6 separate regions of the Homo sapiens genome follow, and regions 1, 2, 3, 4 and 5 are each linked to region 6. A link is a contact called in ENCODE Hi-C or POLR2A ChIA-PET data. All regions are on one chromosome and are shown on one strand. The core of a region is the stretch at or near the end of the contact, and the rest is flanking DNA. Distances in the headings are between cores, read along the strand shown. Region 1 overlaps FRMD4B (FERM domain containing 4B). Region 2 overlaps LRIG1 (leucine rich repeats and immunoglobulin like domains 1). Region 3 holds the start of SLC25A26 (solute carrier family 25 member 26). Region 4 holds the start of EOGT (EGF domain specific O-linked N-acetylglucosamine transferase). Region 5 overlaps SLC25A26 (solute carrier family 25 member 26). Region 6 holds the start of SUCLG2-DT (SUCLG2 divergent transcript).

What was found. Hi-C counts contacts between places; a loop is a spot of excess contacts on that map. ChIA-PET counts read pairs that join two places held with the same protein, here RNA polymerase II (POLR2A). Pooled maps may share reads with other maps.
Region 1: a loop to region 6 is called in a pooled map, with 13 times the contacts of the local background. The contact joins the enhancer-like site here to the promoter of SUCLG2-DT in region 6. A Hi-C loop is called at or near these places in 2 of 37 single-sample maps with no recorded cell type and 9 of 50 pooled maps.
Region 2: a pooled map shows a loop between it and region 6 (7-fold over the local background). The contact joins the enhancer-like site here to the promoter of SUCLG2-DT in region 6. A Hi-C loop is called at or near these places in 4 of 37 single-sample maps with no recorded cell type and 11 of 50 pooled maps.
Region 3: a map of CD8-positive, alpha-beta T cell shows a loop between it and region 6 (6-fold over the local background). The contact joins the promoter of SLC25A26 here to the promoter of SUCLG2-DT in region 6. A Hi-C loop is called at or near these places in 2 of 168 maps with a recorded cell type or tissue (CD8-positive, alpha-beta T cell and naive thymus-derived CD4-positive, alpha-beta T cell), 7 of 37 single-sample maps with no recorded cell type and 13 of 50 pooled maps. POLR2A ChIA-PET finds 5 or more read pairs at or near these places in 1 of 52 experiments (activated naive CD4-positive, alpha-beta T cell).
Region 4: a loop to region 6 is called in a map with no recorded cell type, with 7 times the contacts of the local background. The contact joins the promoter of EOGT here to the promoter of SUCLG2-DT in region 6. A Hi-C loop is called at or near these places in 8 of 37 single-sample maps with no recorded cell type and 13 of 50 pooled maps. POLR2A ChIA-PET finds 5 or more read pairs at or near these places in 3 of 52 experiments (GM12878, Panc1 and WTC11).
Region 5: a map of natural killer cell shows a loop between it and region 6 (9-fold over the local background). The contact joins the enhancer-like site here to the promoter of SUCLG2-DT in region 6. A Hi-C loop is called at or near these places in 2 of 168 maps with a recorded cell type or tissue (CD4-positive, alpha-beta memory T cell and natural killer cell) and 6 of 50 pooled maps. POLR2A ChIA-PET finds 5 or more read pairs at or near these places in 1 of 52 experiments (CD4-positive, alpha-beta memory T cell).

What each region holds. Positions count from the first base shown.
Region 1 is chr3:69,322,975-69,327,166 of GRCh38, reverse strand. The region is part of intron 1 of FRMD4B (FERM domain containing 4B); the gene reads left to right. Among named protein-coding and RNA genes, the nearest start is that of FRMD4B, 61 kb to the left of the region's middle. Within about 2 kb of position 2,351, at least 2 of the 41 ENCODE cell types and tissues checked have a DNase peak (open chromatin) inside an H3K27ac peak, as active enhancers do.
Region 2 is chr3:66,470,867-66,474,833 of GRCh38, reverse strand. The region is part of intron 1 of LRIG1 (leucine rich repeats and immunoglobulin like domains 1); the gene reads left to right. Among named protein-coding and RNA genes, the nearest start is that of LRIG1, 28 kb to the left of the region's middle. RefSeq lists a silencer at 2,304-2,353. Within about 2 kb of position 2,038, at least 9 of the 41 ENCODE cell types and tissues checked have a DNase peak (open chromatin) inside an H3K27ac peak, as active enhancers do.
Region 3 is chr3:66,218,890-66,223,013 of GRCh38, reverse strand. SLC25A26 (solute carrier family 25 member 26) reads right to left here and starts at 2,013. Exons shown (of 10, transcript NM_001379210.1): 1 at 1,887-2,013. The coding sequence starts at 1,919. RefSeq lists enhancers at 1,390-1,889, 2,011-2,070, 2,241-2,400.
Region 4 is chr3:69,011,054-69,015,223 of GRCh38, reverse strand. EOGT (EGF domain specific O-linked N-acetylglucosamine transferase) reads left to right here and starts at 1,540. Exons shown (of 18, transcript NM_001278689.2): 1 at 1,540-1,650; 2 at 2,425-2,709; 3 at 3,233-3,288. EOGT-DT (EOGT divergent transcript) reads right to left here and starts at 2,104. Exons shown (of 1, transcript NR_185971.1): 1 at 1-2,104. RefSeq lists silencers at 1,313-1,612, 1,673-2,222.
Region 5 is chr3:66,302,106-66,306,404 of GRCh38, reverse strand. All of the region lies in intron 5 of SLC25A26 (solute carrier family 25 member 26), which reads right to left. Among named protein-coding and RNA genes, the nearest start is that of SLC25A26, 83 kb to the right of the region's middle. Within about 2 kb of position 2,669, at least 5 of the 41 ENCODE cell types and tissues checked have a DNase peak (open chromatin) inside an H3K27ac peak, as active enhancers do; they include natural killer cell, where a contact is called at or near this core.
Region 6 is chr3:67,652,675-67,657,017 of GRCh38, reverse strand. SUCLG2-DT (SUCLG2 divergent transcript) reads right to left here and starts at 2,321. Exons shown (of 7, transcript NR_109992.1): 1 at 1,916-2,321. SUCLG2 (succinate-CoA ligase GDP-forming subunit beta) reads left to right here and starts at 2,406. Exons shown (of 11, transcript NM_003848.4): 1 at 2,406-2,515. The coding sequence starts at 2,432. RefSeq lists an enhancer at 2,100-2,599 and a silencer at 2,115-2,794.

The sequences.
Region 1 (4,192 bases), core at 1,102-3,601, 1.7 Mb before region 6:
TTGCATACTCACTGAAGCCAAAATTTCCATTTTCTACAAGGCAACTGGAGAACTTTCATTTCTGGTTAACCTGAACTGCAGATGAAAATGAAAATCCCCCCACCCCCAACCCACAGGCTGTGCTCTCAGCTTTTCTTAGTTCCATTTTTGTGACTTTTCCTGTTTACAGTATCTGTGCCCTCCCATTTTTTTGTTTTTTTATTTTTGACTCATTGATACTGTACCATGACGTCTAAAAATACAGCCTAACAACTGGTTTTAAGCAACGAGGCTGTTTCTTTCTGGAGAGGAACAGCAGAAATATCCTGCATGTTTTTCTGAAAATAAACATTTGACAGTCTCTTCTTGGTGCCTAACATGAGTTTCTAATTGGAAAAGCACAGTCAGAATATAAAGAGAATCTTGCTTTTCACTGAAGTTTCTTCCATGTAGATATATACCCTGATTTTTCCCTCTCATGTTGTTTGTTGAGCACCTTTTTGAGCTTGGCCTAGCCCCTTATAAACTGTGGGACCTCAGACAAGTCATTCTCAACTTCGTGGAATCTCAGATTATGGAAACTATCTGCTTCACAGGTAGGTTTGAGAGCTCAATGGGGAAAATGTATGTAAAAGCAGATGGCATAGGCAAAGCCATGAACACATATTAACTTGCATTTTATGGAGATGAGAACAAAGGAATGATCTGGTCACAATCAGATAAGGTGTTAGAGTTTACCACCTTCCTTCCCCAGATTTGGACATATGGACAGCTAAAAATGGTGGTTGTAAGTTAGTCTGTTGATTATCACTAGAAAAAATCAGATTGAATGAATCCCCAGCTATTAGGTTTTTGGGTCTCTCCAGGGTTTAACTGGCGGGTTGATTGTCAACTTAAACATGACAGCTTAGTGTCTTAATAATGTAGAAGAGGCTGGGCATGGTGGCTTATGCCTATAATCCCAGCACTATGGGAGGCCGAGGCGGGAGGATCACTTGAGCCCAGGAGTTCAAGACTAGCCTAGGCAACATAGTGAGACCTTATCTCTACAAAAAAAAAAAAAAAAAATTGATTAGCCAGGCATGATGGTGTGCACCTGTAGTTCCATTTACTTGGGAGGCTGTGGTGGGAGGATTGCGTGAGCCCAGGAGGCTGAAGCTACAGTGAGCTATGGTCCACTCCAGCCTGGGTGATAGAGAGAGAGACCTTGTCTCAAATAATAATAATCTAGGAAAACTTTTTTCTTGAGAGAAGTACGCACTTAAGCAAATTAAAATAACCATTTCTGGAGAACAGGATAGTACTCAATAGCTTAGACATTATTTCCACTAATAATAGTACTCACGGCACTAGGGTAAGGATAAACTGGTAATACATGTCAAGCACTTAGCACAGACTCTAACACCTAACCTATACTCAATAAATGGTGTATTACTGATGATACAATTATCATCTGTGCTTTAAGGTAGAGTTTATAATCAGTTCAACCTGCCTTAATACAAGAGGCAAACCCAAATGAGACTGATTTTTTATCCTTTCCATTTCATAGGGGCAGAAACTGAGATTTAGAGAGATACCATGATATTCTCTTAGGTAAATAGCAGGGCTGGGACACAAACTCAAACCTCGTGACTCTAAATCCTGTGTGCTTCTCATTGACACTAGGCTGGTGTCTCCTGATGGCCTTCAGCTCCAGGCTTAATAAGTTGCTTTGCTTCTTTATTTTTCTTTCTTCCTTTAAAACCTGGCTTTTCTTTTCACCAGACTTATCAGATCAGGCTAGAATCTGATAAGGGATTGTCATTTATGAGAATGCCCTCCCCAGGGAATGTCTGCCCGAAGCTGGCTGGAATTGCCTGCCAGGTTGGCATTAGAGCTGCAGCAATGGCCGTCCATTGACTGGCCAGCCTTTCTTGTTTACTTTCTCCCAACCTCTGTAAGGCAGAAAGGAGCATGCAGTTAAATGTTTAGAAAACACCATCAGCCCTCCAGTCTCTACTGGGAGCCACTTGACCAAGAGCAGTGGTCCAATATAAGTTCTCTCCATCAATTAATTTCTTTTCTTTCTTTCTTTCTTTCTTTCTTTCTTTCTTTCTTTCTTTTTTTTTTTTTAGACAGTATCTCACTGTTGCCCAGGCTGGAGTACAGTGGCACAGTTATGGCTCACTGCAACTCGAAACACCTGGGCTCAAGTGATCTTCCTGCCTCAGCCTCTCAAGTACATAGGACTACAGGTACACGCCTGGCTAATTTTTTGTAGAGACAGGGTCTTACCCTGTTGCTCAGGCTGATCTCAGACTCCTGGGCTCAAGCAATCCCCCCCCGCCTCAGCCTTCCAAAACATTAGGGTTACAGGAGGGAACCACCACATCCGGCCTTCTCCATCAATTTCCTCATTTCTCGTGCTTCCTGGGTAAAGAGAAGTGAGTTTTGCACATGCTTAGAACTCAATTCCATTGCCAGTTTATCTACTTCAGAGCCCTTATTATCTGAAAATATCATATTTGTTTAATTGTTACTAGTTTCTTTTTTTCTCCTCACCTCTAAAGCAGTTGTTCTCAAAAGAGGTGATTTTGCGTCCCAGGGGACATTTGGCAAGGTCTGGAGACATATGGGGGAGGATCTACTGACATCTAGTGGGTAGAGGTCAGGGATGCTGTTTAGCACCCTATAGTGCCCAGGACTATGCTCCGCAATAATGAGTTATCTGGCTGCAAATACCAATGAAGTTGAGAACTGTAGGACAAGCTCCAGAGATAATGCCCTTTCAGTCTTATTGGCTGGTATATAATAGTGCCAAGAACAGTGCTTGCACTTAGAGAGTGCTCAGCACATATTGGTTAAGTGAATGAATGAACACATAATCCAGAGCTTTTCCACACTGAATTAATTACATGTGTGCTAGGCTACATCTTAAGCCCAGAGTAATATGGAGTCAGGTCCAGGAGGCCACATAACTGACAAATATCATCCTGTACCCTGAGTGTTCACATATGCATGACACAGCCATGGAAGCATCCCAACAGGTGGAGATTAATTCCATCCTGACTGCCCAAGGAAGATCAATAGCAAACATAGACACCATTTTTAGCAGCTGCCCATATTTCATCAGTGTGGGGCCAGGAAGTAGCCAAGGGATGGTGATTGTAAAACCTTTCTCTTCTTCTGGCCTTGCTTCGAGACAGTGGCCTGAACCAGCCAACTCTGGTTTGGTGAGTCTGGATCAAGCTTTTCAGAGCAGTGTTAGGCTTCGCAATCAAGGTGATACATTAAGTGCCTAAACTACATGTGATTTAATATATAGGATGTATGAGATAGGAAATACTTTGTACTGAAGTAATATAGCCCTTAAGAGCATGGATTCTGGAGTCAGAACACCTAGGTTTACATCCTACTCTGCCTCTTCCTGGCCCTATGACCTTGTAAGGTGGGTCAGCCATGTACCTTTTCTGAGCCTCAATTTTCTCATCCATAAAATGAAGCTAGTAATGGAATCCACCTTACAGAGTTCTTATGAAAATTCATTTAAAACGCATATATATATATATATATATATATATATATATATATATATATATACACAGAGAGAGAGAGAGAGAGTTGGGTTTTTGTTTTGTTTTTTTGAGACAGAGTCTCGCTGTGTCGCCCAGGCTGGAGTGCAGTGGTGCGACCTCAGCTCACTGCAACCTCCACCCACTGGGTTCAAGCAATTCTGCCTCAGCCTCCCAAGTAGCTGGGATTACAGCATGCGCTACCATGCCGAGCTAATTTTTTTGTATTTTTAGTAGAGAGGGGGTTTCACCATATTGGCCAGGCTGGTCTCAAATTCCTGACCTCAGGTGATCTGCCCACCTCAGCCTCCCAAAGTGCTGGGATTACAGGCATGAGCCACCACGCCCGGCCATAAAAGGCCCTTTGTATATAAATGAAAGGATTTGGGATAGTTATCAGGCACACAGTCAGCAGCTGTTATCTTTGTTAGCATTTCTCTTAAGGCATGTTACTCAATTACTCAATTTCAGCTTTGGCAAACTGAATTCTCCTCTTCTTTGTCATTCCTCCCCTCTTCCCTCATTTCATTTTCCTTTCCTCCTTTGCTTCTTTTACACTGCCTGCTTTTCTCCCTCCCTCATTGTCTTTTTCCTTCTCCACTTCCAGTGAACCTGCAAGAGATGTACAGGAGTCCTACTTTGGTACGACTGATGGAACCTGA
Region 2 (3,967 bases), core at 789-3,288, 1.2 Mb after region 6:
CCACAGGTACCAGTATTCATTATTTGGTTAAGATACAGTTTAGCAAGTGGAATTTGCCGCTAGGGTCCACCCTGTAAGACACATCCTTTGTGAGTAAATGACCTGGACCTGCAAATGGGAGTGGGATGGTTGGGGAGGGGACAGGCGTGTGGTGGGGTGATGCACCCAGCCACATTGAATGTAGATGGGGCCGGGTGCTGTGGCTGACACCTGTAATCCCAGCACTTTGGGAGGCCGAGGCGGGCGGATCACCTGAGGTCAGGAGTTCAAGACCAGCCTGGCCAATGTGGTGAAACCCCGTTTCTACTAAAAATACAAGAATTAGCTGGGTGCAGTGGCGGGCGCCTGTAATCCCAGCTATTCAGGAGGCTGAGATAGGAGCATCACTTGAACCAGGGAGGCAGGGTTTGCAGTGAGCTGAGATCACACCATTGCACTCCAGCCTGTGTGGCAAGAGTGAAACTCCATTTCAAAAAAAAAAAAAAAGAACGTAGATGGACCTTGTGGAAGAGGTGAGGCATTGTTTTTAGGGACTTTGGCGAATGATTTAAAAAAAAGAAATAAAAGTGTGTTGTGGCCTAGTCATTTTCACAGCCAGTTTTCCATTTGACATAGTAAAATTTTAGTATGTTCAAGGATGGAGGTCGCATGCAGCATCTGCTATTTTCTGCTTGTAATTTCAGTGAAAAGGAAGTTCCATGTTTTAATAGCAGCATAGTCTGTGTACAATAATGCATGCTGAAATACTTTGTGGTTTTTGAATCTTGACTTCGTGTCTTCTCAGCCATTTCAACAACCAGAACCAGGGAAATCATCACTGCTCCACGCCTCTAAACAGGGAAAATGATGTGGTAGATGGTCTTTTAAATTTAGAGTGTTTCACGACGTCTTAGTACTGCAGAAAGAAAAACTTAGCCTTTTGGCTTTAGCTAAGCATTTCATGACACACGTAAACTTTAAGAAGCCCAGTGGAAAAAGTGAACAGGACGAGATCCCAAGTCGATAAGCTAGCTATTAAAGTCAGTGACTTCACTGTGGGCCAGACGGCTGACCTTTTAAAACTGTGTGTTTTCTTTAAAATACTTAGCTAGAGATAGTCGCGTGCCTCCCTGTAATACAGCGGATGTATTCTTGAAAAGTTGTGGGTAAATTCGCTTTTCTAATTTGGCTGATTTAATACCAGGGATCTGCTGTCTGTATTTGTATGATCTGCATTGTTTTGAGGCAGCTGAGAAAGAGAGGATAAACCTAGAAAATAATATTGGAAGGAACCTTGTACTTAATCCATTTGTAACGCCGAGCATTGTGGCAAATGCAAGTAAGCATGGATTTTTATATGAGCTTTATAGATTTTGGATGCTTGGGCTTTGCACAGGCACCAGGAGACCTCACAGAGATGTTAGTGAGCTGTGGGTGTGATGTCACACAGTTGAAAAATAAAGGACGTGTGTAAGTTCCAGTGGAGGCTGATAGAGGACTCCCGTACTCTGGGGAACTTCTGGCTTCCCAGGAAGGGTTTTTCTTACAAGCAGCTCCAGCCTGGAAAGGTAGTTACACCCACTTATGTCATTTGTCCCTTAAAATTTTTTGTGGATGGGGAATGAAGGAGATGCCAGTAGCACTAAGGTAAGCTGTTGTTTGTGCAGATGTATTTGTTGAAAACAAACCACTTTCATTTTCTTCTTCAAATAGGACATATAGGAAACCTATACATTGCTCTTTTGTAACCCAGAAGGGTATTTGCCTAAAATTGCCCTTCTCAGTCTCTTTAAAAAACAACAAAAACCCCTAATCACTACACGTCCAGAAGTGAGTCACCACTGAGTTTGCTTTTTTTTTAATCTTCTGACATACATTTCTGTAACATGAGGTTTTTGTACTAATATTTTCATTGATTGGATTATGTTAGAGAGTGAATTGTCAAAATGAGAGTTAAAAAGGCCCAAAATGTCCGATCCTTTCCTGGTCCTAGGAAAGTCCTAGACAAGAGTGTTTAGAATAGTGTGTAATGAATGACTCAGATGGAGGGAAGGGGTTTTTTGTTTTGATGTTTTAATCTGTGTCTGTCGCACCCAGAGGAAGTAATATATTATTGGAGGTTTCATTCTTAAAGAACCAAGAGTCACTGCTATAGAATTTTCTTATCACTTTATCCCAGTGAAATCCGTGGTTGTACCTTCTGCCGGAAAGGCAGGCTTGGAATTTGGCCACCCTGCTCTCATGACCAGGAGCAATTTTATGGGCCTGTGTTAAAACAGGTATTTTGCTCTTTGATAGCAGGGTTCATCTCAGGGCCCTTAGGTGTGAGCGTGTAGTGTGTAAAATCACTCACCGTTAAGTGGTGAATCATTTCAGTGTATCGGAACAGGAGATTCATCACAGCATCACTTACGGGTGGTGACTGTGCCAAAGTTTACGCAATTCTGTTGTGTGGCACATGGCAGTCGAAGAAGCTTTCCTTGTTAGTTTGCATCTTTCCTGTGACCATCCGAAGTTAGTGTTTTTTTTTTTTTTTTTTTTTTTTTTTTTTGAGACAGAGTCTTGCTCTGTCACCCAGGCTGGAGTGCAGTAGTGTGATCTCGGCTCACTGCACGCTCCGCCTCCCGGGTTCTCGCCATTCTCCTGCCTCAGCCTCCCCAGCAGCTGGGACTACAGGCGCCCACCACCACGCCAGGCTAATTTTTTGTATTTTTAGTAGAGATGGGATTTCATCGTGTTAGCCAGGATGGTCTTGATCTCCTGACCTCATGGTCTGCCTGCCTTGGCCTCCCAAAGTGCTGGGATTACAGGCATGAGCCACCACGCCTGGCCCGAAGTTAGTGAATTTTAAAGCTGCATCACATTTTCAGAAACACCCTGGATTTTGCATTGGTGGTTTCATAGGAAGCTAATCAGTCTCCTGAAAGTGGACATTTAGCAGGGGCCAGGGGCGGATGTGGAGGGGTAAAGGTGGAAGTTTTAGGAAAGGAAAACAGTAATCCGTGACCAGAGAAGCTTTGGTGGACTTTACAAAGCACTTGGTGAACCTGGGATTCCAAATGTATCCACCAGGTTAATGTGTCCTTTTTCTCAGTTTTACCCATCCCATATTTCCTGTCCCTTTTGCCTGACTTGTTTTCAGTACTCCAGAAGCAAAAGTCTCCGTTTTCTGCCGCAGTAGAGCGTGGTTTTCATTTATGAGAACCCTCTGCCATCCTTTAACTGAGAGAACCTCTGGGTTTTACCTCTGGCCGCCCTTCATCCCCGCCATGCCCTCCGTCCCTGCTGGTTGGGATGGATGAGCCTTTGCTCTCCCTGCAGCGGCTGGGGCCCTAGGCTGTCAGGGCACCTCGGGGAAGAGTTCAGTGGGAGCAGGGAGCACCTGGCTCCAAGGTTCCAACCCCCCTCTGTTCTGCAGAATGACTGGGCTCCCAGGAGGTAAAGATTCAGCTCTGTTACTGGATGGGGTGAGGATAGGGGGGCTATTGTGCAGGTGATGAGTTTGCCAAGTCCTGTAGAGCTTAAGGACTATGTGAAAGTTAGTGAATTAGTGTTTCTTTTTGGAGATGATAAAGTAGAGAATAGGCGATCCTGAATGACCAGACTTCTGACCCATCTCTTCCCGCTCCCCATTTCCAAGCCTCTGCAAAGCACTTCTCTAATAGCAAAGCCAAATGGTGGCTGTAGGCACCTCTTGCCTGCTGGGGTGGCCATGGTGATATTCCCTTTGTGGCAGGTCTGTGGGAGGGTCAGCCTCTGGCAGCAGCTATTCCCTGCCCAAATTCCTTTTGCTTGTAAAGTCCCCACCAACTGCAGAGCTGGTGTGTTGGAGCGCCTCTTCTTAATTAAATTAATTAATCTTTAGGGGTTAATGATGCACATACCATATTAACAAGAGACTATTATGGGAAATTTGTGGGCTTTCCTCAGTACTAAACTGCACTAAAGATGAGACTGCTTAAAGTAAAACAAAACAAAACCCATTATA
Region 3 (4,124 bases), core at 764-3,263, 1.4 Mb after region 6:
TGTGTGCTGAATGCATAAATAAAATGTTTTTCCTTTACCTGGAATGAAATCTAGTTTCTTGAAACTTCCACCTATTGATTCTAATTTTACCCTCTATAAATACATTGGGAAAAAAGTATACTTTACTGCATGTGTATCATACTTTAATTAAGTATATACTAAATCCATTCTTTTGTTAACTGCAGCACTCACCTGTGTTTTAGCAATTGCAACCTTTGCTGACTTCGGAGAGTATCAAGAAGCAGATAAGGGCACGACTCCCAGGTGACATCACCTGGGTTGGAATATGAGCTCCAATACTTACACAGACGAAATGGATCTCACTTGTGTGATTTTGAACTAGTTATCTAATCTCTTGGTATCCCACTTCCCTCATTTGGAAAATTAGGATAAGAGTTCAATTATTGTGAGAATTAAATGGGATAATGTATGTAAAGAGCTTACCCCAGTTCCTGGCACAGGAATGTTAGCTGACAAACTACTGCTGCTGTGTCACCAGCTAGACAGGAAAGCTCCTTAAAAGCGGTAACATTGGCCAGGCGCCGTGGCTCACGCCTGTAGTCCCAGCACTTTGGGAGGCCGAGGCGGGCGGGATCACGAGGTCAGGAGATCGAGACCATCCTGGCTAACACGGTGAAACCCCGTCTCCACTAAAAACCCAAAAAATTAGCTGGGCGTAGTGGCGGGCACCTGCAGTCCCAGCTACTCGGGAGGCTGAGGCAGGAGAATGGCGTGAACCCGAGAGGTGGAGCCTGCAGTGAGCCGAGATGGCGCCACCACACTCCAGCCTGGGCGAAGAGTGAGACTCCTTCTCAAAAAAAAAAAAAAAAATCAGTAACATTATTTCTTTATATTTCTAAGACCTACCTTATACAAGTTTCAACAAATCTAGATTTAAAGCTATCATCCTACAAGTCTGGCTAAGACATCCCTACTTCCATATATTCCCCTAACACCCTGAACCTAGCCCACCTGTTATTTATCCCAACAGTCATTTTACTATTTTGTCTCTAACACCTGACCCTTAGGAGCAGGTCTATCTTGTTCACCATGTTATCCTCAACACCTGCAACACCAAAATTCGATAATTAAGTGACTAAATCACTGTGGGCCTCCATTTTCCCTATGAAAATCATTTTAAAAATTATTTGTCTGTCTCTGCCCATTCCACACAATGAAAACGTAGGCAGCCAAACTCTGTTTTGTTAACTGCTGTATCTAGTATCCTCTACCAGACGCTCCAAAATATTTGGTAAAGGACTTTTTTTTCTGTTAATTCATGTTGATTCTCGTAGTTTTCTGCTACGGAATTAAATACTAAGCCTGTTTATTGACTCCGCAGCGTTCCCGATGAGCTATGTGTGCTCACCAATATTTCTCCAAAGCCTAGGCTTGGAGCAGAAATAGCAGATTATGTATTGAATGAACAGAAGGACATGTCATTTTCTAAGACTGAAAAGAGATGCAGCAAAATGAGAAACGTAGTATTGAATAGAAGGGCTGGGAGCGATGTGAGTAAGGTTTTTGTTGTTGTGTTACATACATTTCTTTAATTCCCAAGATCTCTAGAGTAGTTACACTATTTAATGAAAGAGTAGTTAACAGTGTATAATAGAAGCTCTTTTTTAAGTAAATGAGGGTGCAAAAGACAATGACTCACCTTCCTTCCCCCACCTGGCTCTTATGACCTGGCAGTACAGACATAGCCTTAACACCTGGCCCGCCGGTGGCCTGGGAGCCTCGTGCTCCCTCTCAGACCTGGCTGCCAGTAACCCGAGGACAGTCCAGCCCGCAAAACCGGAAGAAAACCAGTGCAGAGAACGCCCGCGGGCTCCAATGCCGGACGCCGGCACTCTGAGCAACCCACCCCACCGCCCCGCACTCACCACCAGCGCTGCCACGAACCCCGGCCGGTCCATGGTCGCTCAGACCTCGTCAAGGCTACAATCCAAGCCGGAGCAGAAGCGGATCACGTCCTCGCGCGCTGGGCGCCGCCATGTTTGAGGCGGGTCTGTCTTGAACTTCCGGGACCACGTGACGTAGAACCACAACAACTGCACGTGCAACGCGAGACACCTGGGCCTAGGGGAGGGCCAGAGAGGAGGGGCGGGGCCTCGGGGAGTGTGGTGGAGCTAAGTCTCGGCAAATCCCTTACCTCGGTTTCCTGCAGCAGCGTTGTGTGCAGCTAGACGGAGGAACTTTCGCGAGCAAAAGATCCGTGGCCGAGATCCAGGAGAGAGCAGCGGTAGAATGAGGCCGGCGTGATTCTGAACTGTAAACCCAGAAGAGGCGTGGCTGTGGCGGAGGGAGGAGTCGTGAGGGGTAGTACTAACCTCGGGAGGCGCGATTCGGGATCCTAATCGGATATTTCATTTTGGTTTATCTCTTAGTTTTGTCAAAAAATTTTATCTGAGTTTATATTAAATTAACTCATTATCAGAAGATTATTAAATAAAGATATAGAAAAATACATCAGAAGTTTCCTGACCGGAGTTAAAAATTAGCATCCTCCATTTCTCTTTACAGAGTTACTGCATTTAAAATTATTTGTTTGTTCAGTTATTTACCTGCTCATGTTGTTCGCTGTTGTACTCATGTGTACACCTCAAAGCACACGTTATTAAGTACTTAATAACATTTCTTGGAGTGGACCTGTCTTTATTAAACAAACAAATACCTTGTAAACTTCTGTATATATTAAGGGCCAACTACATCTCAGACGTGGTGCTAAGTGATTGACAGACATTTTTTCATTTAATCCTTTCACCAACCCTATGATGTCAGCAACACTAGTGTCCTCATTTTACAGAGGCTCCTGATGCTCCAACAAGTAACCGACTCAATGTGGCTACAGAGAACACAGCAGAGCAAGCACTGAAAATATACTTAATGCCCTCATCATCTTTCCTCAAAACCGTTATAATAACCTGAGCAGGCTCCTTGCCTGGCCTTTCTTCAATCCCTATTCTATAACACTGCTAGAATTATTCTTATAATTATTCTTATTCTCTTCTAGGTAAAATGATCTAGAAATGATACGCAGAATAGCTTTAGGTGTTAGATGGAATTCAAATTCTATCACCTGCTGGGTTTGGGGATAAGTTTTCCAAGATTAAGTTTTCTCCCCTGTAAAGTGGCGATAATGATAGTCACTTTGTCATGCGGTACTATTATATTAATAGATTAAATGAGATAATGCACTCAAGTTCTTAGCCTAGTTCCTGGCTCATAGAAAGTACTCTCTAAAGGTGATGGTAATGTTATTTCCCTGCTTACAACTCCCCTCTGCTGCCAATGGAGACAGTCCAGCTCCCTAGCATGGTATACACCTCTCAGCTGGTGTCTCCTGTCACTCTTCCCACTAGCCGGACTACACACAGACAGACTATACACTTCCAAGCCTCCTAATTTTGCCCATGTTGTTCTCTCTACCCAGAATACCTTTCCCTAAGCTGCCTGTAGGCCCTCTCAAAACATGCTAGTTCACTTTGTCAATGCCAGCAGAAGAATCTCTGTTGCTGCTATTAATGTCTTTCAAAGTCTCATGTGCTTTGGTCAGGCCTACCCAGGATAATCTCCATTTTTATTAACTCAAAGTCAACTGATTAGAGACCTTAATTATATCTGAAAAATTCCTTTTGCCATACGTGACAACATAATCATGGTGGTAATGTTCTGTCATACTCACAGGTCCTGCTCACAATCAGTGGGGTGATTATGCAAAACACATTAGGGGCCAGGAATCTTGAGGGCCACCTTAGAATCCTGCCTACTTCACATTCCTATAAACCCTCACCGGCAGCCTCCTCAAAGGCCATCAAGTTTCTATTAATAAGCTTTCACTGACATTTCCCTCACAGTCTTCCCACCTTTCACCTACTGCCTGGTGCCAATGGCACTCCCACAGTTTAGGAATTACAGTAGCGCCCACCTCCAAGTACCAAAATCTGTATTATTTGTCTATTTCTGCGTAACAAATTACCCCCAAAATTTAACAGACTAAAGCAACGATAAACTTCTATTACCTCACACAGTTTTCATACGTCAAGAATCAAGGAGTCATTTAGCTGGGTGTTTAAGACTCAGAAATTTTCATGACACTACAGTCAAGATGGTGGCCAGGG
Region 4 (4,170 bases), core at 291-2,790, 1.4 Mb before region 6:
AAAGGAAAAAAAAAAAGAAAGTAAAGGAAGAAAAGAATGGCTACTCCATAGACAAAGCAGCCCTGAGTGCTGCTGGTTGCCCATTTTTATGGTTATTTCTTGATGATATGCTAAACAGGTGGATTATTCATGCCTCCCCTTTTAAGACCATATAGGGTAACTTCCTGACATTGCCATGGCATTCGTAAACTGTCATGGCGCTGATAGGAGTATAGTAGTAAGGACTACCAGAGGTCTCTTTCATGGCCATCTTGGTTTTGGTGGGATTTAGCCGGCTTATTTACTGCAACCTGTTTTATCAACAAGGTCTTTATGACCTGTATCTTGTGCCGACTTCCTATCTCATTCTGCGACTTAGAATGCTTTAACGGCCTGGGAATGCAGCCCAGTAGGTTTCAGCCTCATTTTACTCAGCTCCTATTTAAGATGGAGTTGCTCCGGTTCACATGCCTCTTGACAGTTCCCTTAGAGGCAAAATCTTTTCAATAAAAAGAATAAATTAATACTGTAAAGTGCTTTAAAACAATGTTTGGCACATGTTAAACACCACATGTTCTTGCTGTTATTATTTGAAAAAAATTCCAGGTAAGATTCCTAATTTAGCAGGTCACTAATGGAACTTGTAACAATTCTTAAACAACATTACTTTTAAAAATTACGTAAAAAGCATGTAAGCCTTTGGAAACAAACTTGTTTCCTTATGATCATATTATTTAACTTCTGGTGACTATATTCATTTGAGCATGTTTATTTTGAAGTCATCACCTTCATATAATCAGTTCAACTTTAGTCACTATTTAATGATCAACTCTACTGTGCTGTAGATGGAATACTAGGCCTGGGGGAGCTTAGAGGAAAAGACAGTGGGGGATGGGAGTTCAAATAATTATAAGCAGTAATAAAGTAAATTAACAAAACCATAAAAATTAAACTCCACAGAGTAGCATTTGAACTTGATGAGTTTACGGATAGGTAAAACTATACTGCTTTTAAAATGTGTGTGGACTCCAAAGTATCCTCACCATCACAAAGTGTATTCGGTGAACGATGTTCAGTCCCCAAATTTGGAAGTTAGGGCGGCAACTTCTGCTTGAAATAAGACAAAAGTAAAAATCCACCTCAGTGCAACGCAGAAGACACGAAGAGTCAGGTTTTCTACCCACCCCGTCCTAACATCCTCTGAGCGCTTTAACGCTCTCGCTCAAGGAGGCGCGGGCTGCTGCGATGGAGATGGGCGTCCGGCGCCGGCACGTGCCGTCGGTCTTTCCGGCCCTGGTGAGGGAGCTGGCGGACTCGCGCGAACGTTCGCGGGAGAACGCCAGGAAGGGCAGATGGTTCCTCGACTCTGAGCCCCTCCCTGCTGCGCTCGCCGGGTCGAGGCCGCTCGCCGGGCTGAAGCCGCTCCGAGCGTCGGGCCCCGCGCCCTGGCCCTCCTGGGTGTAGTCCCGGTCCTGCCTCTGCGGGGCCCGAGCCCGCCCACGGCGCCGGCTGGCCAAGGTGTCCCAGCTGCTCCTTGGCGCCCCCTGGCCCAGCTCCCGCGCCCGAGGTTTCCGGTGAGCGGCAGTAGCCGGTTATGACGACTCCCTCCTCTGGAACAGCCGCCGTCTCCTCCGCCTCCTCCTCGGTAGTTCACGGCTGCCCCGGCTCCAGGTGGGACTCCCCCGCAATCTGCGGAGCCTTCCCCCGCTCTCCTTCCCGCCGCCGCAGCGCTCTGCGCTGTTCTTGCCCGGGTGGTAGCCGCTCCCGGCGCGGCTTCCCGGAGGGCTATAGCCTACGCACGCACTCCGCCCGCGCCTTCCCATTCCCTGCGGGCCGGGAGGCGGGCGTCGGAAGCCGATCCTGGCCCTCCCCGGCCCCGGGCGCCCGGCCCCTTCCCAGCGCCCGGAGCGCAGGCGGGCCCCGGGCCCTAGCCGCGTTGACCAGGTTTCCAGCCGGGGCGGAGCCGCTCCCCGGGGCCCCTCCCAGGCGCGCTGGGGACCCGGGGCGCCGCGGTGCACGGTGGCGGGCGGCCCCGGGAGATCACCGACCCCGAAGCAATCCCTGGCGGCGCCCGGGGTCCGGAACCCCAGCGCGGCGTCTCAGCCGCGGCGGGGTGCTCGCCACTGACCCCTCAGCCCTTGGCCGGGACTGACGTTCAAGCGGACAGCTGGGCTCTGCCGGGACTGACGTTCAAGGGGCAGCCGAGCACTTCCTGAGCCCTGCCTGGCACCCGCCGAGAGACTTTTTGGCACAAGTAGGGGCCAGCCGTTGAGGTGTCATTCGGGGTCTCACGTGTTGAACTTTCCATTTGCCCACTGCCGTCTTTAAACTTTTCCAAGCTCTCTCTCTCTGCGACATTGCCCCATTTCGCCCGCTGTGTCAACCCCAGGTTTTGCCTCCTATCCATCATCTTTCAGATGTTTCCCTTTTTTCCTTCCTCATTAGGCCTGTGGAAATCGAATCAAGGGTTTCTGGAGTGGAGTGATTCCAGCTGCTTTGAGCTGAAGGAAAAGTAGCCTGGCCAGTAAAGCGTCCGTGTGCTGGAGGAGTGCAGCCACCCATCCCGGCGGGCCTTGCAGGACGACCGACACCAGGAAGGCTTTGTGCCAGGCCCAGCAGCCACCCCCAGCCGCCTTATGCAAGTGGGTACATGCCCTCGCCAGACGCCAGCTTTCTGATCTGCGTCTTTAGATTTTTTCCATCGCCTAAGCGTTACTTCTCCACTGATCGGTGAGTTTAGTGATGGCCAGAGCTCACTGGAGGACAATGGACTTGGATAACCAAAGGTCAGGGCTTGGTCATAACAATGACTTTATTACCGGGAAGGACGAGTCAAAAAATAGGAAGGCCTGGGAACCCTCAGGCTCGCCACTCTAGGTGGGTAGCCCTGTGATTCAGCCAGTGGGATTACTGCTGTGAGAATGGGAAAGTTGTTTGCTTCTGGGAATGTTTGATCCACTAAGTATCCTGTTGGCCAGTTCCAGTGGATGCCTGTAGAAAGTGGGCCACCTCCTCCCGTTCCCCATTGGAATCTGGTCCGAGTTGCTGTGTTGGGGGTGGTGCCTGTGAACTCGAGTATAGCAGTGTGGTATTCATTAAGGAAAAGAAAGCGCACCACCGGCCAGGCCTTCTGGCTGAGAGTTATCACGTTACATTATTTTCTTTCTTAATATTTCCTTTAATTCACAACATCATCTGAATGATCAGGTTTACTTTAGCATCCTTTTAAGGTAATATGTTTCATTTCTGACAGGTTTTAGAGACCTGAAACATCACAGAAGCTTCTGAGTGGTTCTGAAGATTCAAGAGGTATATATTTTTATTACAAGTAGAGTCATTGTTACTATTAATATGTGTTTTTAAATTTTTATAAAACTGCTGTCAACTCATTCTTGGATAAAAGCTCCAAGTGAAAATGTTATTGTAATTCAGATCAGATTTACAGCAGATAACACCATACTCTTGAGGGCCGCCAAAGTGAAAAACCACAATACTTAACTACTCCAAGGGGGGAAAATGGGGGAAAAAGGATTCCTTTTTGGTGTCCCCACTGTTCACTTAGAATTCCATGGCCTTGGAACTTGAGGTTTGATGGAACATAGCAGTCAATTTCCTTTTCTTCTTTCTTTCTTTGTTTTTTTTTTTTTTTGAGACAGAGTCTCCCTCGCATTACCCAGGCTGGAGTGCAGTGGCGAGATCACGACTCACTGCATCCTTGACTTCCCAGGCTAAAGTGATCCTCCCACTTCAGCTGGGACTACAGCTGATTTTTTGTATTCTTAGCAGAGACCGGGTTTCATCACGTTGCCCAAGCTGGTCTCGAACTCAGGGACTCAAGCAATCTGCCAGTCTTGGCCTCCCAAAGTGCTACTATTACAGGCCTGCAGTCTGTTTCTAAAGGTTCCATCTTCACAGCCCATAATCAATGAAGACTGATTTCGAAAGTTGGGTTTTCCGGTATGACCCAGGAAACAGCAGTCCTAGCTGATGAACATCCAGTGTGTATTAAGACTCTGTCATCCAGTGGAAAGAGCACTTAAAAAAAAAAAAAGAACAAAGATCCCACTAAAGTGACCTGAGAATGGCAGGATCATTGTCTGGGATATATAGGAGAAATCTGGTCCAAGAGATTTAACACTTACTGGGTGAATTAGAAATGCAGTGAGGTTTCTGACCATTATCACTGTTCAC
Region 5 (4,299 bases), core at 1,420-3,919, 1.4 Mb after region 6:
CATGCAGCCAACAAACATAAGAAAAAAAAGCTCAACATCACTGATTAGAGAAATGAAAATCAAAACCACAATGAGATACCGTCTCACGCCATTCACAATGGCAATTATTACAAAGTTAAGAAACAGACCAGGCGCAGTGGCTTACGCCTGTAATCCTAGCACTTTGGGAGGCCAAGGTGGGTGAATCACGAGGTCAGGAGTTTGAAACCAGCCTGGCCAGCATGGTGAAACCTTGTTTCTACTAAACAAAAAATTAGCTGGGCATGGTGGTGCACACCTGTAGTCCCAGCTACTCGGGAGGCTGACGCAGGAGAACTGCTTGAAATTGGCAGGCAGAGGTTAAAGTGAGTCATGTTAGTGCCACTGCACTCCAGCCTAGGCAACAGAGCGAGACTCCATCTCAAAAAAAAGAAAAGAAAAAGAAAAAAAGAAAGAAACAATAGATGCTGGCGAGGTTGAGGAAAGACAGGAATGCTTTTACGCTATTGGTGAAAATGTAAATTAGTTCAACCATTGTGGAAGATGGGGTGGCAATTCCTCAAAGAGCAAGAACCAGAAATACCATTTGACCCAGCAATCCCATTACAGGGTATATGCTCAAAGGAATATAAATCATTATATTACAAAGACACACGCACATGTATGTTCACTGCAGCACTATTCACAATAGCAAAGACAAGGAATCAACCCAAACCAAATACCACATGCTCTCACTTGTAAGTGAACAATGAGAACACATGGACACAGGGAGGGAAACAACACACTCTGGGGCCTTTCACAGGGTGGGGTGGGGGGAAGGGGAGCATTAGGAAAGATGGCTAATGCATGCTGGGCTTAATACCAAGGTGATGGGTTGACAGGTGCAGCAAACCACCATAGCACATATTTACCTATGTAACAAAGCTGCATATCCTACATATGTATCCTGGAGCTTAAAAATTAAAATGAAATAAATAAATAAAAGTCCTTCAATCCCTAATATAAAAAATTTGATATCTGTTAACATCACCTTTTAAAATCCTAACCAGGAATTCCATTTTTTATAACACTGATTAAATTACATAATGTTACTCTTAGAGAAACACCTTAGAAGAAAAATAGCAGACCCATTTGAGATAAAAGACATGTTCTCCTGTTGTCTTTAAATTATAGCAATGTACTTAGTAACAGAAAAGAAATCCATTTCCTAAATTTAGACGCTGCTTCTCCCAACTTCTCACAACCATGAGAACACCAAAGAAAGGCATGAGAAACTAACAAACTATAATGAGCGTGTACATTATTATTTGAGGGGAATGGGATGGAGATCATTTAGAAATGCTTTTGGCTTTTCGCAGCTCTAAGTGTAAAAATTCAGTTCCTAGAAAACTGTCAGTTGCTAATAAAGAATCTCAGAACTCTAACAAGTGATACTACCGTGTCATAAAAAATAAATCACAAGATACACTTTTTGGTGACAAAATCTTTTGAGTTTCTTAACATTATGGGGTAAAATGGTTGTGAGTTTATCAGGTCTTTTTGGCCCTATAAATCATAGTACATGTTATAAGTCATCCTCTTAATACTAATGTATCAATTTTTATCACAATTCATTTGGTAAACAGGATAATTCTGCAAAGTATTGAAAATTGCAAAGTTCTGAGCCAGCAACAAATTAGATTTCCACCCACATGGTGGTTAATCAGTCCCATGTACAGAGAGAAAGGAAACTGGATATAATGATTCTAAAAGCATTTTAAAGAATGTATTAGTGAACAACGAATCCTCAATGCCTGACACCTCGATGGTTTCCTGAAAGCACCAGTGAACCATGTAGCGTATATCCCAGTTAGCATGTTCAGCAATCAGGGGTTGTTACAGAGCTTACCAGTATAACAGCATGTATACAAGCCACACACAACAACTCACAGAAGCTCACAAGCCTCCCCACACCTTTGACTCTAATCCTCCTCCTGCAAAAATAGAAGAAAAAATATGACAACAGACATGTGAACACAAAACTGAAACTGAACAGAAAAGGGAAGATATTAGCTTAGATATGAGACATAAGAAAAAGTATGCTCCAGAATCTTTTTAAATCAAGAGGCATTGTGGGAGGCCCCCAAGATTCCCACTCCCTGATGTACCCGCCCTGTATAATCCTCCCCCATCCAGTGTGGATGGGACCGTGAACAGGACAAAGACAAGTCCTGTGACGAAGTTACATTTAATCAGAAATATGAATGGATTCTGCAGATTTAATTAAGTTCCCCCATCAGTTGGTTCTGAGTTTATCAAGAGGGAAATTATCGTGGATGGGCTTGACTTCAAAGGTGAGTTCTTAGAAAAACCAGCCCCTTCCTAACAAGATCTGAAGTGTGAGAGATTCTCCTGCTGGCTCTGAAGAAATAAAATTTCATGTTGTAAAAGGGCCTATGGAGGGGGCCACATGGCAAGGACCTCAGAGCAGCCTCTGGAAGTAAAGTGTGGTCACCATCCAATCGCTAACAAGAAACAGGATCCTCAGTCATACTGCCACAAGGAAATGCCATCTGCCAACCGCCCTGTGCATTTGGAAGAGGACCCTAGCCTCAGATGAGATCACAGTCCCTGCAACACCTTGACTGTCACTGTGTGAAACAGTGAATGGAGAACTCAGCCACGCGGTCCTCAGACTGCTGCTGTAGAGACCCATGAGATCATCAATATATGTCACCTTAAACCACTAAAGTTGTGGTAATTCATTACACAGCAACAGAAAGCTAACAATCATCTACTGCACCTCTAGACATTCCCCTAAGTGATCCTGATGTTACATGACACTTGAAGTTACTCATTTCAATGGAGTGAAAAATGTGGGACATTCTAGTTAAGTGATCTTGACTGGCAGTTAAAGTTTCAGAAGTCCTACAATATTTTCTGACTTACAGCCTAATCTTACCTGGAAGGCATCTTGCTGATTATCTGATCCAGCCACCTCACTTTTAGCCAAGACTAAGAGAGGGAGCTAGCCTCCCCAGGTTCACAGGGCTAACGAGCAGCAGAGGACGAGCCACAGCCCAGTTCCTCCAACACAGTTAGCTGTTCCCAGAAGTCTTTCCTTAAAGGTGGCTGCGCCTTAAAGATACTTGCAGTTGTGCTTGACTAGAGAGGGGGAGAGAAGTATATCTCCTCTCTGATACTGTAGTAAAATGGCCATAAAATAAATACTGAATGCTTTAGAAAAGTGGAGTACAAAGCCAATATTTCAAAGGATTCAAAGACTAAAAGCAGTATTAAAGATGTCAACAGTGACTAGACCATGATAACTACTATATTATAATGTCTTCTGCATCTTTCAACCTCCCAGGGGACATTTAAATTGTCACTACTCACGGGAGGTGCTCCTGGTATCTAGTGGGTAGAGGCCAGGGATGCTGCTACACAGCCTGGAATGCAAAGGGGGGTCCCCATGGACACAATCCACAGCCCCTTAAACTCTGCTCTAAGGCATCAGTTATCTTTCTTTATCCCTGCTGACTCCCTAGCACTGAGACACTGAACACATGGCGTGCACCACCTGTGCTCCCTTACACACTCAGAAGGCAAAGCTCTCCCATATCTCAATTTTCTTTGGCTTGGGCTTTAATCACTGTTCTTTGGTTTGAACTTAAATATGGGCTAACCTTTTCACCAAGTTGTATCTAGCTCTAATACACAAGCACACCTGCCCAGCTCAATGTTGCTTCTGACAGACAAAGCCAAAACACTATTATGCATACTTGATTTTAACTAATGTATGTTTTACACATGAATCAAAATCTGGTGACCTATCAGCAAAGGCCTAGTGGAGTATGAGTGTGCAGAACACATGGTGGAGAACCGCTGCTTACTCTAAACTGCTGGCAGCAAATAAGTATTACATGACCCAAAAAAATGATATCGATGACTAGAATGAGAAAAGTGTCAAAACAACAGGAAGTGGCAGGGACTCTGATGACATGGAGAGCAGTTTCTGTCAAAACAAGCAGCCGCTACTCTGTTCTAGACAATTACTGCCATGCAGAAATGTAGGCCCACTATGACCAGATACCCAGATTGTCCAAGAAAACTTGGATAACTGGAGTTGTATATGAAACCACTCAATTTTAACATGTTAGCTTGTAGTTTGCAAAAACCTTGAGTCCAACATTTTGGGCCACGTCTTTGAAATTTATGGTCTAGAGATTGTAAGAGCAAATGAAGAGGTGCCAAGTGGGCAAATTCAGAGGGAGGAAGGTTCAGGATATACTTCTGCACAACAGATGGAGTATTAGAGACACTGGGGATAAAGCTAAGTGA
Region 6 (4,343 bases), core at 1,072-3,571:
GAGATTAGGAAAGAAGCTAGTAGCAACAGCTGTCTACTTATGTCACATTGTACCTTTTTTCATGATCATATGCTCAAGAATGAGTAAGGTTAAAAAAAAAAATCTAAAATAGTGCTTAATTTGGGGGTGGGTGGAAGGGATGTGAATCTCATCTCTTATCAGACCTGCCACCTCTGGCAAGTTACTTAACCTCTGTGCACCTCAGTTTTCTCTTCTGCAAAATGGGGATTGTACACTTCTACTCATTTAAAACTTTGCTATGAAGACTAAACAAGTTTATATTTGTCTAATGCTTGGCACACATTCAGTAACTTTGCTGTTGTTTTTATTATATGCACATTGCTTAGACTCGCGTAAACTCTGTGAAAGGGAAATAATCTTGGGACTCCCAAATCACTAAGGTAAAGGGAAAAGTTAAGGTGGGAACTGCTTAGGGCAAACCTGCCTCCCATTCTATTCAAAGTCATCCCTCTGCTCACAGAGATAGACGCACAGCTGATTGCTTCCTTTGGAAAGGCCAATCAGAAACCCAAAAGAATGCAACCCTTTGTGTCTTATCTACCCATAACCTAGAAGCCCCTCCTTGCTTCCAGTTGTCTCGCTTTTCTGGACCAAACCAATGTACATTTTACATATATTGATGTCTCATATCTCCCTAAAATGTATAAAACCAAGCTGTGTCCTCCACCACACCTTGGGCACATGTCAGGACCTCCTGAGGCTGTGTCACAGGCACGTGTCCTTAACTGTGGCCAAATAAACTTCTTAAATTGATTGAGACCTGTGTCAGGTATTTGGGGTTCACAGCTCCAAATGAATGTTGCTTTTATCACTCTGATTACTGGGCTTAAAATCCTCCAATAGCTTTGTGTCCGGAATTGGTTCCTTCCCGTGGGTTCTTAATCGTCTCGCTGACTTCCAGAATGAAACTGCAGACCCTCGCGGTAAAGATGGCGTGACCAGAATTTGTTCCTGCAGATGTTCAAATGTATCTGGGGTTTCTTCCTTCCGGTGGGTTCGTGGTCTCGCTGACTTCAGGAGTGAAGCCGCAGACTTCACAGTGAGTGTTACAGCTCTTAAAGGTGGCCCGTCCGGAGTTGTTTGTTCCTGCCTGTGGGTTCGTGGTCTCGCTGACTTCACGAATGAAGCTGCAGACCTTTGCAGTGAGTGTTACAGCCCTCGAAGGTGGGGCATACGGAGTTGTTCATTCCTCCCAGTGGGTTCGCAGTCTCCCTGACCTCAGGAGTGAAACTGCAAACCTTTGTGGTGAGTGTTATAGCTCATAAGGATAGTGCGGACCCAAACAGTGAACAGCAGCAAGAGCTACTGCAAAAAGCAAAAGCACAAAGCAACCACAACCTGGAAGGAGACCCCAACTAGGGGCCACTACTGGCGCCGGTGTCCAGCTTTTATTCCCTTATTTGGCCCCACCCTCATCCTGCTGATTGGTCCATTTTACAGAGTGCCAATTGGTCCATTTTACAGAGTGCTGATTGGTCCCTTTTTAAAGAGTGCTGATTGGTGCATTTACAAACGTTTAGCTAGACACAGAGCGCTGATTGGTGCGTTTTTACAGAGTGCCGATTGGTGTGTTTACAAACCTTTAGCCAGACACAGAGCACTGATTGGTGCATTTACAATCCTTTAGCTAACAGAAAAGTTCTCCAAGTCCCCACCTGATTAGCTAGACACAGAGGGCTGGCTGGTGTATTTACAAACCTTTAGCTAGACACAGAGCGCTGATTGGTGCATTTACAATCATTTAGCTAGACAGAGAAGTTCTCCAAGTCCCCAACCGACCCACCCGGCTTCATCTCTCAGCTTTACATTGATTTTAGGTTAAGGATAGAACAAAACAAAACACCCACAACTCCTTAAGGGATGGAGAGCCTCCAATGGCCTCTCCTTGACTCACCTGAAGCCCTGGGCTGCAGGAACCTCACCTGTCTCTATTCGTTAAAGTCTCAGCTCAAACACCACTGTCCCAGATAGGCCTCGTGACCGCAGGACTAGACCACGGTTCTCTGCGGAGGGCGTCAGCTCCGTGAGCCACCCTTCCAGCACCCACTGCCATGGCGAATATTTGCTTGTTTGGCCATCCAGGGACTGTTTGAGCCCCAAGACCGCAGGGCTCGGGGTCTGTCTTTGCTCAGGACGATAACCTGGGGACTGGACAGTAGGCCCTCAGGCCTTGGGACCGCTCAAAGTGAACCGGGGCCGGGTGGGGGACCCAGGGCTCTGCAGCCTTAAGAACGCCTGTGCCCCCGGGACGCAGGGGTCAGGCCCGGCCCGGCCCAGACCGCCTCTGCCTCCTCCTCCTTTTCCTCCCCGCGCCCGCTTCTCCTCTGACCCCTCCTCCCGCTGCTCCTCCTCCGCCTCCTTCCCCTGCCCGCGCCCGCCCTACTGCCCCGTGCCGAGTTTCCTGTTTAAGATGGCGTCCCCCGTAGCAGCGCAGGCCGGGAAGCTTCTGCGAGCCCTAGCGCTGCGGCCCCGCTTCCTGGCGGCCGGGTCCCAGGTGAGCGTGGGGGCAGGAGCTGCGGGCGCCAGCAGCGGCGCCGGCCTGCCCGGGCTTCCCTCGCCCCCTGCTACTCTTGGTCTCCGCCTGACCCCCTGCGCGGCCCCTCGGGCGCCCCACTTCGGGAGGTGACGCGGCGCCGGGTCCAGGCGCAGCAGGGAACCCCGCTCCAGTGTGGGGCAGGGGCGGCGCGGCGGCAGCCCCGGGTGCCTCGGGGTATGAGCGACCCAACGCACTAGAGTCTCCGCTGTCTGCCCGCGCAGACTCATGGCGAAGGCGCTGAAGCAGGCGCTGGACGCAAGTTTAAGAAAAGTTTCTTGGACCGGGTTTTGGAGCCCTGAGGTTTTATTGTCAGCTCTACTAATTCTGCTTTTCAAACTTCTGGCACTAACCCTGAGCACGTTTAGACCACGTGATAAACATGCCTGGAAACCCGTTTCAGCCCAACTAGGAACTCACCCCCTAGGGTGAACTTCCTGCAGGCTACCTGCTTTTGCAGACTTTTAATGTGCCTGAGTTGGTCAAATCCGTGGGTCAAGGAGAAAAATGGGAAACGATCTTTCTCCTCTTTCCAATGAAAAATCAGGGCTGTCACTAAAACGCATTAGACCATTGACCCTGTCCATGTCCTCCTTGTTGATGGAGAATGAAATCAAAGAGGGTCAGTGGTGGGCTGGATAGCGATTGGAACTTGGCCTCTAGCAGATTTTTACCTTCTGCAGATGGCAAGCGTTAAAATAGTCAGAAGGACTTCAGGAAAGTTTTGAGTTGGTGATGACTCTTGTAGAAATCACTCAACCACTGAACTGGTTAGTCTCCGTAGACTATCTCTCTTCCCTTTTAAAGAAAGCACAGTCTGGGATTCAGCCACAGCAGAGTTAATGACCTTGCCTATTTCCCCATTTTTAATTGATGAGAGGCAAATTATCACTCATACAATTTTAACCAGGATGTGCATAGTATAGTTTTTTAGAAAATTTAAAAAATAGTGATTAATGATTTTTTGAGTTCCTCTAAACTTTGGTTATGACATCTGTGAGCTATTTTTACCCCTCTCCTTTCATTTCCTGCCTCCCCATTTCTCTGTTATTGTTAATGTAAATTTAAAAGGTGCTAATACTTACTACTGTAATATTCTTAATAGGTGCTTGACAGTATAGTGAGGTAGCAAAAGGAATGGCAGTTTTGTCTAATTAAAACTCACTAATAACTGTTGTAATAGAGTAAGGAGAATAGCTCTAGGAGATGAAGTCCTATTCATTATTTAAGTGTTAGAAAAAACAAGAACTAGGGTGCTTACCATGAGTGTAGACTTGAATTGATGAGAAACATGGGGCCCAGGGCAGTGAAAACTCATGAATTGTACAGAGAAACTGAAAATGCAGAGTGTTTAGCTGAAATATGTGAAGCCTACTTCCCTAACCAAGAAATAAGAGGCTGAACGCAACACAGGAGAAAATCTGGTTGGGGAGAGATACTCTTGGTTTGTCAAGAAAACTGGGTAAAAAGATCTGTTAGCACGCCCCATCTGGTTACTGTGATTTACATATTTGTGGATGATGTGTTTTTCTGTAAATTCTTAGAAGGTAAAAGTAGGTTTTTTTAAAGATAGAAAGGTACACAGTGTCCAAGAACTGGAAATGGACATTAGCAATCATTTAGTCCAGCCAGCTCATTTCATGGGTAGAGAAATTGAGGCCTAAAGAAGTTCAATGACATATTCAACGATACAGTGAGAGTTTGTGGCATTCCAGAGTAAAGGCTTACCTTTACGTTTCCGTTACACCATGCTGTTTCCTGGTGAGTATATACTTCCTCATGAAAATAT